Linked DNA regions of Homo sapiens: region 1 is linked to region 2. Evidence: chromatin loops called from intact Hi-C (ENCODE). Cell type or tissue: transverse colon. All regions are shown on one strand. Links, peaks and the distances in the headings refer to the core of each region. The heading gives the core; the rest is flanking DNA.

Region 1 (8,168 bases), core at 3,558-6,057, 88 kb before region 2:
ACGTGCCCAGAGAGGGCCCAGGTACATGATCCTCGGGCAGGGCAGGGTTCTCACAGCATCTCCAGTCCCTGCCCCATCCTCCAGCTCAGTGGATGGCAGCCCAGTCCCTCCAGGGGCTCAGGAACCGGACAGTCATCCTGGATCCCTCTCCCCTCACATCACATCCAGCCCCGTCAGGTCCTGTGGCTACTCCTTCAGAGTCCACTCACCTCTCGCCACTCCTCAGCTTCTCTGGTCCAGCCCCATCATCTCCTGGCTGGACCCCACTTCCCCACCTCACTGTCTACACCTCGTCTCCCTATCTATCTGCCACCCCTGTCCCATCCAATCTCTACCTCGAGGCGAGAACAATCTTTGCAAAATGAAACTGTCTACAGTATGTTTCCCCCAGGGCCACCAGAGGGCGCGTGTGAGCATCTAAGTCAGCCGCTTCCCTCCTCTGCTCAGAACCCTCCGTGGCTCCCACCTCACTCGACCAAAAGCCAAAGTCTGTATCATACAAAGGCTCTGCACTGGGCCGGATGTGGCGGCGCACACCTGTAATCCCAGCACTTCAGGAGGCTGAAGAGGGCTGATTGCTTGGGCTCAGAAGTTCCAGACCAGCCTGGGGAACATAGTGAAACCTTGTCTCTGCCAAAAATACAAAAAGTTAGCCAGGCATAGTGGCACACGCCTGTGATCCCAGCTCCTCGGGAGGCTTAGGTGGGAGGATCTCTTGAGCCCGGGTGGTGGAGGTTGCAGTGAGCTGAGATTATGCCACTGCACTCTAGCTTGGGCAACAGAGCAAGACCCCATCTCAAAAACAAAAAACAAACAAGCCCTGTACAATGTGAAACACCAGGCACTGTTCTGCCTTAGGGCCTCTTCACGGGCTGTTTCTCTCTTCCCCAGATCCCCTCACAGCTCCTCCTGCATCTTCCTTTTGGTCTTTCCTCAAACATCACTAGTTCAGCAAGGTCCTGCTGGCCCCCACACTCCTACACCATGTCCTGACTTGATTTCTCCATACCTATCACCAGCACGCCATGCATTTTATTTGCTTATGAACTCTCTGCTACTAGATGCTGGCTCTGCAGGGTGGGGTTTGCATACTACACTCAGCACAGCGCCTGGCACAAGCAGGAAGCTGAAATATAATTGTTCAACGAAGAACCTTTTAAAGGTCACCCTGGAGCTGGGCACAGTGGCTCATGCCTGTAATCCTAGCACTTTGGGAGACCAATGCAGAATTGCTTGTGTCCAGGAGTTTGAGACCAGCCTGGGCAACACAGTGAGATCCTGTCTCTACAAAAATTTAAAAATTAGCCAGGCATGGTGGCACACACCTGTGGTCCTGGCTACTCGGGAGGCTGAGGCAGCAGGGTCATTCAAGCCCAAAAAGTCAAGGCTGCAGTGAGCTATGATCATGCCACTGCACTCCAGCCTGGGTGACAAAACAAGACTCCGTCTCTAAATAAAATAAAATAAAGGTCACCCCGGCCACCAAGCAGCACTGGACTGCAGAGGGGTAGGGGTCGTTCAAAAAATTCCCTGCCCCCGCCCCCAACACCTTCTCCCTCATCTCCCCATCTATCTGCCACCCCGTCCCATCCAGTCTCTACCCTGAGGTCAGAACGATCTTTGCAAAATGGAAATCCAATTACACCCCTCCCTGCCTACAACCCTCCATGGCTCCCTATTGCCTGTGATGCTCTAACATGGCATCTCAGGCCCTGCTGTCCTGCCACCTTCCCATCACTTCTACTCAGCGTCTGTCTCTCTCTCACACACAGTTCCTTATTCTGCTCTCCCTCCAAAGGGCTCTGCCCAGAGGACAGCATTCGTATCTCTCATATCCACTCTCACAGCACACAGGGTCTCTGTGTTTTGCTCCCCTAACTGGACTTGGGCTCAGCTGTTAAATGTCTGTCTTCCCCACCATCGAGGGACTCTGACGGGAAAGTACCATTGTGGGTTGGGCTGGCTCTTGTTGCATACCCAACCCTGGGCAAGGAGTGGATGCTTATTCATTTGTTTAATGAATGAAGATGAAATAGACCCAAAAAGCAGATCATCTATTCAGTGGATGTTTACCGAGTTCCCAACTGGTCACAAGTGCAATGGAGGAAGGTGTGCTTGACAGGGGGTATACATGTAGGTGCAACTGTAGACAGGGTGGCCAGGAAATGCCTCCCCTAAAAAGTGACATTTCGGCAGAGGTCTTGAGGAGGTGAGCCATCTAGGTACCTGTGCAAAGAGCATTCTGGGCAGAGGAAACAGCACGTGCAAAGGTCCTGGGGTAGGAATGTGCTGAGATGTGGCTGGGGCCCTGCAAGCAAGGGGAAGAGTGGAAGGAGGTGAGGGCGGCTGGGGAGGGGGGTCACAGAGGCCATACAGGGCCTTGTGGACCTCAGGGAGGACTTTGGCTTTCTAGAGAGGTGGGAGCCATCGGGAATCCTGAACAGAGGGATGGGATCTGGCTCGGGTGTTCACAGGTGTCCTCTGGCCGCAGAGGTGGAGATCAGACTGTGTGTGGGGAGGGTTGCTGGGAGTGGAGGGTACTCTCTACCCCACCTGTCCCTTGCCTTTTGTCCACAGGGCTGTCAAAGCCAGAAACCTGAAGCTTCCACCAAGCACTGGCTGCTTCTGGCCCCCACCTTGCTGGTTGCCTCCTGGCCTCCCTTCTGGCCTCCTGGCCTCCCTTCCTGCCAACTATGGCTCTCTCCCACGTAGCAGCTAGAGGGAGCTCATGCTAAACATTCTCACCCTGCCATCTGGATCCTGACGCAAACCCCCTACCTCTACCCCCACCCCTGCCACAGGCCCTGGCAGCCCCACAGTCACAAGTCCAGCCAGCAGCCTCCAGCTTCTCTCCACATGCAGTTGTGAAACATTTCTCCTTCCTCCCCTTTGAGCCACCATCTTCTGTCTGACCTCAGGGCAGCCCCTCTCTCTCACAGATGCTCCTTCCCCTCCACCATACCCCTCCTCCCCCTCCAGGTTGCAGCTGGGAAGCCCCCTCCTCCGGGAAGCCTTCCCTGACTTGCAACTCTGTTGCGCTCACCATCATGGCACGTCCACACCACAGTGGCCTGTGGTCTGTTTCCACTCCAAAGTGTTCACTGTCCAGCCCCAACCTTTGCACTCTGAGCTCAGCAGAGCAGAGCTGAAAAGAGTTCTAGAAGCTAGGGCCCGAGCAGAGGGCACAGAGGCGGGATCCCCCTGCCTCATCAGATGCTGGCAGGTAAGGGGCAGGGTAAGACCAGGAGACAGGGGCATGGTGCCTAGCAGGGCAGGAGAGAAGAGGCCTCCGGCATAGCGCCCTTAAGTTGCAGGTTCAAATCCAGGCTGTGCGCCGTCATGTCAGCACGACAGGACACCCACGTCACTCCTCTCAATTCTGTCTCTCCACGGGGGAGCTGGGGAACGAGAGCCTCCCAGGGTGGCTGTGGGGGTTAGAAATAATTTTCGGCAATTCCACACATCTTTTTTGGAGCATCTTCTATGTGCCAGACACTGAGGGGCTGGGTACAAAAAAGTCGATTCTATAGCGTACCAGTGTTGTGAAAGAAGATAAAGCCAGGAAAAGTGGCTATGAGTGTGTGTGGGTTTGGGAGTGTGTGTGTTTTTTTTTTTAATCGTATTTTTAGAGACAGGGTCTTACTCTGTTGCCCAGGTTGGAGTGCAGTGGTGGGATCATAGCTCACCACAGCCTCTGAGCTCAAGGGATCCTCCTGCCTCAGCCTCCCAAGTAGCTGGGACCACAGGGCGTGTGCCACCGTGCCCAGCTAATTTTTAATTTTTTTGTAGAAATGGGGGCCTCGTTATGTTTCCCAGGCTGGTCTCAAACTCAAGCGATCCTCCCGCCTCATCCTCCCAAAGTGCTGGGATTACAGGCACGAGCTACTGTGCCCGGCTGTTGCAATTTTATTTTATTTTATTTATTTATTTGAGACAGAGTCTTGCTCTGTCATCCAGGCTGGAGTGCAATGGCGTGATCTTGGCTCACTGCAACCTCTGCCTCCCAGGTTCAAGCGATTCTCCTGACTCAGACTCCTGATTAGCTGGGACTACAGGCACTCACCACCACACCCAGCTAATTTTTGTATTTTTAGTAGAGACAGGGTTTCACCATGTTGGTCAGGCTGGTCTCGATCTCCTGATCTCAGGTGATCCACCCACCTCGGCCTTCCAAAGTGCTGGGATTACAGGCATGAGCCACTGTGCCCGGCTGTTGCAATTTTCAACAGGATGATCAGGAAAGGCCATCTCCCCTGGAGAAGATGACATTTCAGCAAACCCCTGTGAATTTGAGAGAGGAGCACGCAGGTGTTCAGTTCAGGAGAGTTAGAAGAGCATCCTGGGCAGGGTCACAGCCCGTGCAAAGGCCCTGGGGCTGGACCGTGCCTATATGTTTGAATAACGGTGGCAGCTGCATCGAGGAAGCGGGTTGTGAGCTGGTGAGGAGAGTGGGAGGAGGTGAGAGCAGGGAGGTGCCGGGAACAGACTGTGCAGGACTCGCCTTGTACTTTAAACACACAACTGCTCCCCAAATGGGGCCGCCCCTCTGCCCAGCCTTCACTCCCAGAAGCCACTAGGGGGCGTTCTGGGGCAGGGTCGGCCAACCATGGTCAGGCCCCCGCCTGCCTTTGTACAGCTGGTGAGCTAAGAATGGTGTTTACATTTTTAAAGGACTGAAGAGAAGAAGAGAAAAGAGAACAGGCCACAGAACCCGTCTGCGGCCCGCAAAGCTTGCAGGATTTACCATCGGGCTTTCTACAGAAAAGTCAGCCAACCTCTACTCTATTTTATTTACGTATATATTTTTTTGAGACAGGGTCTTGCTCTGTTGCCCAGGCTGGAATGCAGTGGCGCGATCACAGCTCACTGCAGCCTTGACCTCCCAGCTCAAGTGATCCTCCTGCCTCAGCCTCCCGGGTAGCTGGGACGACAGGCGTGCGGCACCATGCCCAACTAATTTTTAAATTTTGTATTCTGTAAAGAAGGGGGTCTCGCTTTGTCGCCCAGGCTGGTCTTGAACTCCTGGACTCAAGTGATCCTCCTGCCTCAGCCTCCCAAAGTGCTGGGATTACAGGCGTGGGCCACTTTTTCCCACTGGCAACCTCTACTCTACAGCCATCACTGCCAACCCAGGACAATTCTGCCCCTGATCCCAGTATGTTTAGCAATGTCTGGAGACTTTCTGAGGTGTTACGACTGTGGGGCTGGAGGTGTCACTGACATCCATCGGGAAGAGGCTAGGGTGGCCTCTGAGCATCCTATAGTACAGAGGACAGCCTCCCACAGAGAATGATGCAGTGCCGAAGTCAGGAGTAATGGAAATCGTCTAGGAAATCCTGTCTGGGAAAGCCAGCCCCGGACCCCTCACCTCCTCAAGGGATAAGAAGGAGAATCCATCTGGCTTCCTGACCTGATCATTTGTGACCTGCAGGGTATTTTTAGCCTCTGAGGGAGGGGCACTGGCTATTCTGAGTTTTTTTGTTTTTTTTTTTTGGCGGGGTGGGGGGGGGCAAGGTTATTTTTGGCCTGGGCATCTATTTATTGAATTTTTATCTCCCCCCAAATTTTGGAACAGGAGACAGTGAAGGCAGGGGCATTTTTTTTTTTTTTTAAGAGTCAGGATCCTGCTTCGTCGCCCAGGCTGGAGTGCACTTGTGCAATCATAGCTCACTGCAGCCTCAAACCTCTGGGCTCAAGCCATCCTCCCACCTCAGCCTCCTGAGCAGCTGAGACTACAGGTACATATTCACGATGCCCAACTATTAAAAAAAAAATTTTAGAAACGAGTCTTGCTATGTTGCCCAGGCTGATCTCAAATTCTTGTCCTCAAGCAATCCTCCCACCTCGGCTTCCCAACATTCTGGGTTTACAGGTGTGAGTCACCACACCTGGGTCAGGTAAGACTTCTTGAACGCACACTGTGGGCCAGTGATGACTGTTGACACCTGGGATTCCCAAAGCAAAGCAAATCACAACATCCTCGCGCGCTTGGATCCTCCTCACAGACACAGACAGTAAACAAACAAGCGCAGAACATCAGGAAATTACAGACTATGTGAAAAGCCGTCCGCTGTACTGAACATCAGGAGGGGTGTGGGAAGCTGAGACTTTGCAGAAGGTGCCTGGGAGTAAACGTTACTGGGGAGGTGATATTTCAAGAGGGTGGGGGAGAAAAAGCCTCGAAAATATCTGGGGAAGGGTCCTCCGTGGCAGAACAGCCAGTGCAAACGCCCCGGGGTAGGATCACACTTAGCACACTGGACGAGCAACGAGGAGGGAGGAGATGGCCCAGAAAGACCATGAAGGGCCAGACCCCAGGACAGTCCAAGCCTGTGGGCTACTGCAGTCAGAGTTTGGGGCTACCCTCGAAAAGAAGACACACATGCCTTCTCCCCAACTCACATGACAGGAGAGTTTTGCTTTTTTGTTTTGGGTTTTTTTTTTTTATTGAGAATGAGTCTCGCTCTGTCGCCCACGCTGGAGTGCAGTGGCACAATCTCGGCTCGCTGCAACCTCCGCCTCCTGGATTCAAGCAATCCTCCCGCCTCAGCCTCCCTGGTAGCTGGGACTACAGGTGCACACCACCACGCCTGGCTAATTTCTGTACTTGTAGTAGAGATGGGGTTTCACCATGTTGGCCAGGCTGGTCTCGAGCCCCTGACCTCAGGTGATCCACCCGCCTCAGCCTCCCAAAGTGCTGGGATTACAGGTATGAGCCACCACGCCCAGCTGATAGGAGAGCTTTGATGGAAACCCCATATGTGTTGCTAGAGTGTGAGCTCCATGAGGACAGGACATGGCCACCACCCCCCATGGCGCCCCCTGCATGGTGCTGGGTGGGGAGGCAAGTGTGTGCAGATTGCATGACAAGGTGCACCCAGCCTTGCTCCAAGAAGTCCTGAGCACACAACTGCAGGTGCACAAAAGATGCAGACAGCCCCATGTGTGCACACAGACAGCTACTCCTTCTTGCAGCCCTGCCTCCCCCAGCATGACCACCCCCTCTGCAAAACACAAACACCAGCACAGGAGGGACCTTTATGAACACCGGATGAGTCTGATGGTCACGTGGCCACATGCACCCTTGGCTAGATCACCATCCAGGCCACACAGGCAGAGGACACCTATGCACAGGTGCAGACAGACAGACAGACATCTGGATTCTGGGGACACCGGGACCCCCTCCATGTTTCTACTTGGCCTCCCACCTCACTCCAGGACCCGTCTCTCCCCTTCCATCAGGGTGCCCAATAGCAACCACTTTGCCCCAAACCCAGCCTGGGAGGAGCTGTCTGTCTTGCCACGGCACCTTCAGGGTCACTGGGGTCAGGGTTTCAGACCCAGGGAACCCCCGCCTCAGGAGCCCCTCCCCCTGCCTCCCCACAGAGGGGCTGGAGGAGGGGAAGTGTCTGGCATCTGGAAATCAGATCCGTGAGAGGAACCCACACAGAAACGAGAGCCTTGTGTGTCCTTGGCCACATGTCTCGCCAGGGAGAAAGGAGGGGGTGGAGGGCAAAGACGATGCTCTGGCGGGGATGGCAGTGCTCCCACTCCTCCCGTTCCTCTTGAGGGGCACCCACTGCCACCCTCCCCACCGAGATGCCTGCGCTGGGGCTGAAGCAACACATGCTCTGCCACCAGCCTGGCAGGGTAGGGAGGACGCAGACGCCCCGAGATGCAAGCGTCACACAGCCTCACATGCAGGTGGAGAGGCCACCCGCCAGGAGCCCAAACTGCTGGATGCAAACACACTCCCGTGCAGCTGAGGCGCCTGTAGGCTCCTCCCCAACGTGCCCACAGGGTCCTCCAAGGCCCCCCAGGAGAAAGGGCTCCCCTGGGCAGGCTGGGAATAGAAGCTGGGCTTCGAGTCCCCCCCTTCCACCCCCTCCCTGCAGGCTCCACAGCCCAGGTGTGCTGGTCCCCAGCTCCCCATCCTCCCCAAGCCTGGGCGCCAGCTACACCCCCAAGAGCAGGAATCAGCGTGGGTGATCACGGGGTACGCAAGCGCCCAGAAGTGGGGATTGAGATGGGCGCCCCTTGGAGAGAAAGAGGGCCTGCAGGGGTGTCCCAGAGCAGATGCCACACACACATGGGGTGGACCGAGCGGGGCCATGAGGGAGGTCACCAAGCTGGGTAGGAAGATGGTGGCAAGACCAGCAGGAGGGCCG
Region 2 (8,168 bases), core at 3,489-5,988:
AAATACAGTTACAATGAACCATGAATCAGGCTGCACTAGGGTCCCCTTCCTTGCTGCTAAAGGTCAGGTAGTACTTTTACACCCCATTGTTTCACCAGGCGCAGTGGATCGCGCCTGTAATCCCAGCACTTTGGGAGGCCAAGGCGGGTGGATCACCTGAGGTTGGGAGTTCGAGACCAGCCTGACCAACATGGAGAAACCCTATCTCTACCAAAGATACAAAAATTAGCCAGGCATGGTGGTGCATGCCTGTAAACCCAGCTACTGGGGAGGCTGAGGCAGGAGAATTGCTTGATCCCGGGAGGCAGAGGTTCCAGTGAGCTGAGATCGTGCCACTGCGCTCCAGCCTGGGCATCAAGAGCGAAACTCTGTCTCAAAACAAAACAAAACACAAATACATCCCATTGTTTCTACAGACAGGATCTCTGACATTAGGAGCATATGGCTTTTTTTTTTTTTTTTTTTTGAGATGGAGTCTTGCTCTGTCACCCAGGCTGGAGTGCACTGACGTGATCTCAGCTCACTGTAACCGCTGCCTTCCGGGTTCCAGCGATTCTCCTGCCTCAGCCTCCAGAGTAGCCGGGATTACAGGCGTGCACCACCACACCTGGCTAATTTTTGCATGTTTAGTAAAGAAGGGGTTTTACCATGTTGGCCAGGCTGGTCTTGAACTCCTGACCTCAAGTGATCCACCGCCTCGGCCTCCAAGTGCTGGGATTACAGGCGTGAGCCACTGCGCCCAGTCAGGATCATATGGCTTTTGCTTAAGGATCGCTTCAGATGTTTTTGCAGATCCTGAATTCCAGCAACCAGTCTGAAGAAGACCCCCCATATAGGAATGGGATCAGCATGAGAATACAGCTTCTTCACCCACCCCTTGTCCCTCAACTCCTGCCCAATCCTCTGTCCCAAGACTTCATCTTGCACTCTTTGACCAATCAAAGGATCTCCACACTTGGGCCCACTCCATACCCCTTAAAAACCCCAGCCCCAAATTCCTAGGGGAGATGAATTTTTTTTTTATTTTATTTCATTTTTATTTATTAATTTTAGTTTGTTTGTTTTCTGAGAGAATCTCACTCTGTCACCCAGGCTGGAGTGCAGAGGTGCGATCTTGGCTCACTACAACCTTCATCTCCCAGGTTCAACTGATTCTCCCACCTCAGCCTCCCAAGTAGCTGGGACTACAGGCACGCACCACCACACCCGGCTAATTTTTGTATTTTTAGTAGAGACAGGGTTTTGCCATGTTGGCCAGGCTGGTCTCAAACTCCTGGCCTCAAGTGCTCTGCCCACCTCAGCCTCCCAAAGTGCTGGGATTATAGGTGTGAGCCACCACACCCACCCAGGAGATGGATTTTAGATTTGCTCCCATCTCGTCGATCTGTGGCCCTATGATTAAACCTCCTTCTCTGCTGCAAACTGGTATCTCAGCATGTTGACTTGCCCAGTGCCTCAAACAATGGGCCTATGACAGTTACAGTTTATCCACCTAAGATCACATTCAGGCCAGGCGCAGTGGCTCGTGCCTGTAATCCCAGCACTTTGGGAGTCCGAGGTGGGAGGATTGCTCAAGGCCAGGACCTTGAGACCAGCCCGGGAAACATAGCAAGAATCTCTCTCTGCAAAAAAATACAAAAATTAGCCAGGCACGGTGTTGCGTGCCTGTGGTCCCAGCTACTTGGAAGGCTGAGGTGGGAAGATCACTTGAGCCTGGGAAGTCGAGGCTGCAGTGAGCCAAAATCATGCCATTGCTCTCTGGCCACCCTGAGTGACAGAGCAAGACCATGTCTTTAAAAAAAAAATAAGTTGGCCAGGCGTGGTGGCTCATGCCTGTAATCCCAGCACTTTGGGAGGCCGAGGCAGGCAGATCATCTGAGATCAGGAGTTTGAGACCAGCCTGGCCAACATGGGGAAAGCCCGTCTCTCCTAAAAATACAAAAATTAGGCGGACGTGGTGGCAGGCGCCTGTAATCCCAGCTACTCAGGAGGCTGAGGCAGGAGAATCGCTTGAACCCGGGAGGCGGAAGTTGCAGCGAGCCTTGATTGCGCCACTGCACTCCAGTTGGGAGACAAGAGCAAGACTTCATCTCAAAAAAAAAAAAATAATAATAATATAAAAACATCACATTCACAGGTTGCAGGGGCCAGAGTGTGGACACATCCTTTTGGGGGGCCACCATTTGACACACTATATTCCCTCCTGGAGCTGCAGCCCTGGCCGTGAAAGGAAAGGAGAGGAAAGCAAGAAGGAAGGGGCCCTAGCACCACCCAGACCCCCAGAACATGACGCTGGTGGGGATGGAGGAGAGGTAGAAGGAAATAGGATTGAAGTCTAAATCAAGGCCCCAGCTTGGGTCTGGACATTCCTTGTTTTGAATTGAAGCCAAGCTGCCCTGTGACTAAGGCGACTCCAGGAACATCTGTTATCTGAGATGAACAGAGAACAAAGTCATAAGGCTAAGATTTTATCAAGGGGATTGCGGGGCAGGGGGGACACATTTCCCTGTGAAAAGCATGTTATAGAGATCATGACAGATCAGCCCTTGACCGGAATTCACACAATGCTGGTTCATTTCATCACAGGGACCACCTGACCCCCAGGATTGTTCTAGAAGGTCTTTTTCTCTACCATCTCCACACCAATCCCTCTCCACCTGCCGCTCCCACCTTCCACTGGGTCCCCATCCTCCTCTGGGCTGGGGCCCTGCCTGCCTGCCATCCATTCACTCAACAAACACTTATTATTATTATTTTTTGAGACACAGTCTCGCTCTGTCGCCCATGCTGGAGTGCAGTGGCACGATCACTGCTCACTGCAGCCTCTGCCTCCCAGGTTTAAGCAATTCTCATTTCTCAGCCTCTCGAATAGTTGGGATTACAGGCATGCATCACCACACCTGGATAATTTTTGTATTTTTAGTAAAGACGGGGTTTTGCCATGTTGGCCAGGCTGGTCTTGAACTCCTGGGCTCAAATCTGTCCGCTTGGCCTCTCAAAGTGCTGGTAGTTACAGGTGTGAGCCACTGCGCCCAGCCCTAACACTTATTGAGCACCTGCTGTATGCCAAGGGCCAGGGAAGGGGGCGGCATACAGAGCCAGGAGGGAACAGTGTGGAGGAACTTCCCTTTTGGAGCTGACTTTCCAGTGGGAGACCTGGGCGATGACAAGATGAACAAGGAATGAATATTCTGTGTTGTAGCCAAAAGCAGCCAGTGCAATGGAGAAAATACAGCAGCCTCAGGCCTGTAATCCCAGCACTTTGGTAGGCCGAGGCGGGCGGATCACTTGAGGCTAGGAGTTCAAAACCAGCCTGGTCAGCATGGCAAAACCCTGTCTCTACTAAAAATACAAAAATTAGCCAGGTGTCATGGAGCATGCCTGTAATCCCAGCTACTCGGTAGGCTGAGGCAGGAGAATCACTTGCACTCGGAGGTGGAGGTTGCAGTGAGCTGAGAGCACGCCATTGCACTCCAGCCTGAGCAACAGCGCGAGACCCCGTCTCAAAAAAAAAAAAAAAAAAAAAGCAATAAGAGTCTGTGGATGTTGTAAATTGGGTGTGTGTGCATCAGAGAAGGCTTCCCTGGGGAGGGGCACAAGTGAAGGGAGACCTGGAGGAGGTGAGGGAGGAGCCATGTGGATATCTGGGGAGGATGACTCAGGCAGAGGGAACAGCCTGTGCAAAGGCCCTGAGGCAGGATGTCTTTGGTGAGTTTGGAGAACAGTAAGGAGGCCCATCTGCTTGGAGAAAGCTGGGTTTTCTGGCCTCCGTGAGGACTGGAGTTTTGCTCTGAGTGAGGCAGTTGGTAAGGAGAATAATGCCCTCCTTCCCAAGGTATCTACTTCCTCATCCTAAACTTTCAAGATCTCATGGCCTGGGGAGGATAGGAGAAAGGGGCTGGTAACTGCTCCAGCGGGTTGATAAACATGGGTACTTCAGGGAGGCTTCCTGGAGGAGTGTCAAGCATATGACTGGCTTGAATTGCGGGAGAGGCAGGCTGAGCAGGGAGCAGGTGCCCAGGGAGAGGCAGAAGACAGGTCAGACACTTAAAAGTGTCTAAAGGAGAAAGACTCCTTTGGACACAGCCAGGCCCTGAGAAGCAGGGTTAGTGAATTGCTACCTCATGCAACAAAAGGGACTTTGCTGATTAGGTAATTAAGGATCTTCAGACAGGGAAATGACCTTGGATCATCTAATCACACAAGTCCTTAAAATGCAAGGGGGCGGCAGAGGGGAGTTGAAGGCTGTCATATGAGAAGGACTTGACTCGTCATTGCTGGCTTTGAAAATGGAGGGAGGGCCCACGAGCCAAGGAATGCAGGCAACTTCTAGAAACGGGGAATGGACAACCAGCAAGAAAACAGGGCCTCAGTTCTACAACCCCAGGGAACTGAATCTTGCACCCCTAAATGAGCAAAAAATAGATCATCCCCTAAAACCTCCAAGAAAGGACTGCAGCCTGCTGACATCTTGGTCTTAGGCAGGTGAGACCCTGAACCACATCTCTGACCTCTAGAGCTGTAGGATAATTTGCGTCGTTAAATAAATGCTAGCTAGTGACGGCAACCATGGGAAATTAACACAAGGTGGGAGCTTTCCCGGTTCTGAGCGGGAGGAGGGGGCGTGGCCTGATCAGGTGTTCGCTCGCGCCCTCTGGAGGCTGCGGAGGGAACAGGCTTCAGGGCCAGGCTGGAGACCTGAGCAAGGGTAGAGGGAACTGCACAGTCCAGGTGAGGGATGCTGGGCTGGACCAGGTGAGGGATGCTGGGCTGGACCAAGTGAGGGCCGGGGAGGTGGGGAAGAAATGAAGTCCGAGGTTTGAACGTGGATGGAAAGAGAAAAAAAGAGAGGACTCCAGCGGGGCACGGTGGCTCACGCCTGTAATCCCAGCACTTTGGGAGGCCAAGGTGGGAGAATCACTTGAGGTCAGGAGTTCGAGACCAGCCTGGCCAACACAGTGAAACACCGTCTGTACCAAAAATACAAAAAATAGCCAGGTGTGGTGCTGCACGCCTGTAGTCCCAGCTACTCAGGAGGCTGAGACAGCAGACTTGCTCGAACCCGGGAGGCGGAGGTTGCAGTGAGCCTAGACTATGCCATTGCACTCCAGCCTGGAAGACAGAGTAAGACTCCATCTAAAAAAAAAAAAAAAAGAGAGAGAGGACTCGAGTCAAGGATGACCAGAAGCCTCTGAGCTGGGAACTTGGAGTCTCCTGTTCCCTCCACCCCAACTCCACTAGTCCCTACCTCCCCTTGGCCTCACCTGCCAGCAGTTGTCCCAGGCGGAGGCCACATGCTTCCCTCTCCTCTGAGGCCTTGCCCCTGCCTGTGACCTCTCACTTGTCATATCTGCTGTCTCTGTTCTCAAGACAGGAAGTCAGATGGGAGTTGAAGACGGCTGGGACCTGTGAGTCCCCAGGCCCCCAGAGGGATTCCGGATTTGAGAGTCGGCCTCCTCCCTCCCATCCAAGCCCAGCCCTGCCAAATCAGCTCCCAGCTCACTCCCTGGTCTGCACCTCTTTCTCTGTCTCTTTCTCTCTCTGGAATTTTCATTCTCTTTTTGGTAACCGAATTATCCCATCTCCACCTCTCACTGGGGGCCGCCCGCAGAGGCGTGGGCGAGGAGGGGCCCGGGTCGCAGCGCGAGATATTAAACCATCAATCACCCGCCAACGCCGACTCCCCCGCACCAGGACCCTCCATTGGCTCCACCTGGAAGCAGACCAGCTCCAGTGCAGGCCTGGAGGCCTGGGGACCCCATCAAAATGGGAGGCCTTGGAAGAATCTCACAGGCCCTGCATCTACCTGGGCAGGTGCCTGGGTGCAGATCGGCCTGGCTCAATGCACAGACAAGGTGTCCTGGGTTCAAATCCACAAGCTACTTCTTATCCACACGTGGGAGCCACTGCATTGTTCTGTGTCTTGGTTTCACCACCTGTAAAATGGTGATAACAGCCGGGCATGGTGGCTCATGCCTGTAATCCCAGCACTTTGGGAGGCTGCGGCAGGCAGATCACCTGAGGTCAGGACTTCGAGACCAGCCTGGCCAACATGGCAAATATATAAAAATCTCTACTAAAAATATAAAAATTAGCCAGGTGTGGTGGTGTGCCCCTGTAATCCCAGCTACTTGGGAGGCTGAAGCAGTAGAATCACTTGAACCCAGGAGTCAGAGGTTGCAGTGAGCCGAGATTGCACTACTGCACTCCAGCCTGGGGGACAGAGCGAGACTCCGTATTTAAAAAAAAAAAATGGTGGTAACATTTTCTACATCATTGGGGTTCACTGTCAGGATTAAACCAGTTAAGGCAGATGGCAATATCTGGCTGATAGTAAGTCCTGTCTAGGATTTGCTGCTAGAATGATTTTCCTTCAAGATTGGGGGGGGGTCATTCACTTGTGAAAGAAATCCAAGATTCTGGCTTTTGAGGGGACTTAATGGGGTTCATACTTGTGTCACCTCACAGCTGCTGCCTTGTATAGGTTGGAATTGGATTTTTTTTTTTTTTGAGATGGAGTCTCGCTCTGTCACCCAGGCTAGAGTGCAGTGCACAATCTTGGCTCACTGCAACCTCCGCCTCCCAGGTTCAAGGAATTCTCCTGCCTCAGCCTCCCGAGTAGCTGGGACTACAGGCACGTGCCACCATGCCCAGCTAATTTTTTTTTTATTTTTAGTAGAGACGGGGTTTCACCATCTTGGCCAGGCTGGTCTTGAACTCCTGACCTTGTGATCCACCTGCCTCGGCCTCCCAAAGTGCTGAGATTACAGGCGTGAGCCACCGCGCCCGGCCAGAATTGGATTTTTTTGTTTTTTGTTTTTGAGACAAAGTCTTGCTCTGTCACCCAGGGTGAAGTGCCGTGTGGTATGATCATGGCTCACTGCAGCCTCAACCTTCTGGATTTAAGCGATCCTTCCACCTCAGCCTCTTGAGTAGTTAGGATTACAGACATGAGCCGCCCCACCCAGGTCTAGGGGAAAAAAAATTAAAGGCTCTTTCAGAACCTTAACTAGGGCCAAGCAACGCATATTTCAAGGCACTCAATTCACAAAACAAGGTCTCAGTGCTTTGCACAGGCTGTTCCCCCTGCCTAAAATGCTGTTCCCTCAGCCAGCCACGTGACTCCTCCTTGCCTGCTTCTGGGTTTGCGGCAATGTCCCCTCCTCAGTGAGGTGACTTTGCAAAAATTGCACCCAGGGCCCCTGCCCGCCCCCACCCCTCCCAGCTGTATTTCCCTCCATAGCATGCATCCCATTTTGCATACCGTATGCAGTGCTTGTGGGGTTTGTCTGTTCATCCCACTGGAGTGTTAAACCCAGGGCAAGGTTCATTCATTCACTGCCCAGCACGGCACCTGGCATGAAATAAACACCCAGTAAATACTTGTTGAGTGAATGCATGAACAAATTCCATTCAGCTGCTCCCAGAGGACCCCACAGGCTGCAGCCAGCTCAAAGCTGCTCTGGCTGGGCCGGTCAGCAATCTTGGGTTTCCTGGAGGTGGGTGGAGGGGGTATCACTGGATGTGTTCAGAGATGCAGCTGGTTCACTATCAACTTTGTGTGGACTTTTCCCTTTTTCTTTGAGGCTGGATCTCACTCTGTCACACAGGCTGGTGTGCAGTGGCGTGATCACAGCTCACTGCAGCCTCCACTCCAGCGATCCTCCCACCTCAGCCTCCTGAGTAGCTGGGACCACAGTTGTGCGCCACCATGCCTGGGTAATTTTTGTATTTTTCATAGAGACAGGGATTCACCATGTTGCCCAAGCTGGTCTTGAACTGAGCTCAAGCAATCTGCCTGCCTGGGCCTCTCAAAGCATTGGGATTACAGGCGTGAGCCACAACGCCCAGCCAGGTGTTTATTTTCTCATTATTTATTTATTGTAGAGATGGGGGCCTCCCTATGCTGCTTAGGCTGGTCTTCAGGTCCTGGGTGATCCTTCTGTCTTGGCCTCCCAAAGTGCTGGGATTACAGGCATGAGCCATGGCGCCCGGCCTTGTGTAGATCTTTAAAAGGTACCCCTTCCATGCTGGGTGCCGTGGCTCATGCCTGTAATCCCAATACTTTGAAAGGCTGAGGTGGGCAGCTCACCTGAGGTCAGGAGTTCGAGACCAGCCTGGCCAACATGGTGAAACCTCGTCTCTATTAAAAATACAAAAATTAGCTG

Evidence for each region. Peaks named below come from ENCODE experiments on the same cell type or tissue, not always from the same donor. Only the 100,000 strongest peaks of a DNase experiment are listed, where the experiment ranks them.
Region 1: it touches region 2 in a loop (2.3-fold over the local background); 13 of 110 quality-filtered maps call a loop at or near these places.

What each region holds. Positions count from the first base shown.
Region 1 is chr19:14,195,822-14,203,989 of GRCh38, forward strand. The region is part of intron 1 of ADGRL1 (adhesion G protein-coupled receptor L1); the gene reads right to left. Among named protein-coding and RNA genes, the nearest start is that of ADGRL1, 6.3 kb to the right of the region's middle. In transverse colon, for the core only: a CTCF peak has its summit at 4,574 (motif pointing right); a DNase peak (open chromatin) is centred at 4,560; H3K27ac peaks cover 729 bases.
Region 2 is chr19:14,284,363-14,292,530 of GRCh38, forward strand. No RefSeq gene overlaps it. Among named protein-coding and RNA genes, the nearest start is that of LINC01842, 45 kb to the right of the region's middle. In transverse colon, for the core only: a CTCF peak has its summit at 4,656 (motif pointing left); a DNase peak (open chromatin) is centred at 4,628.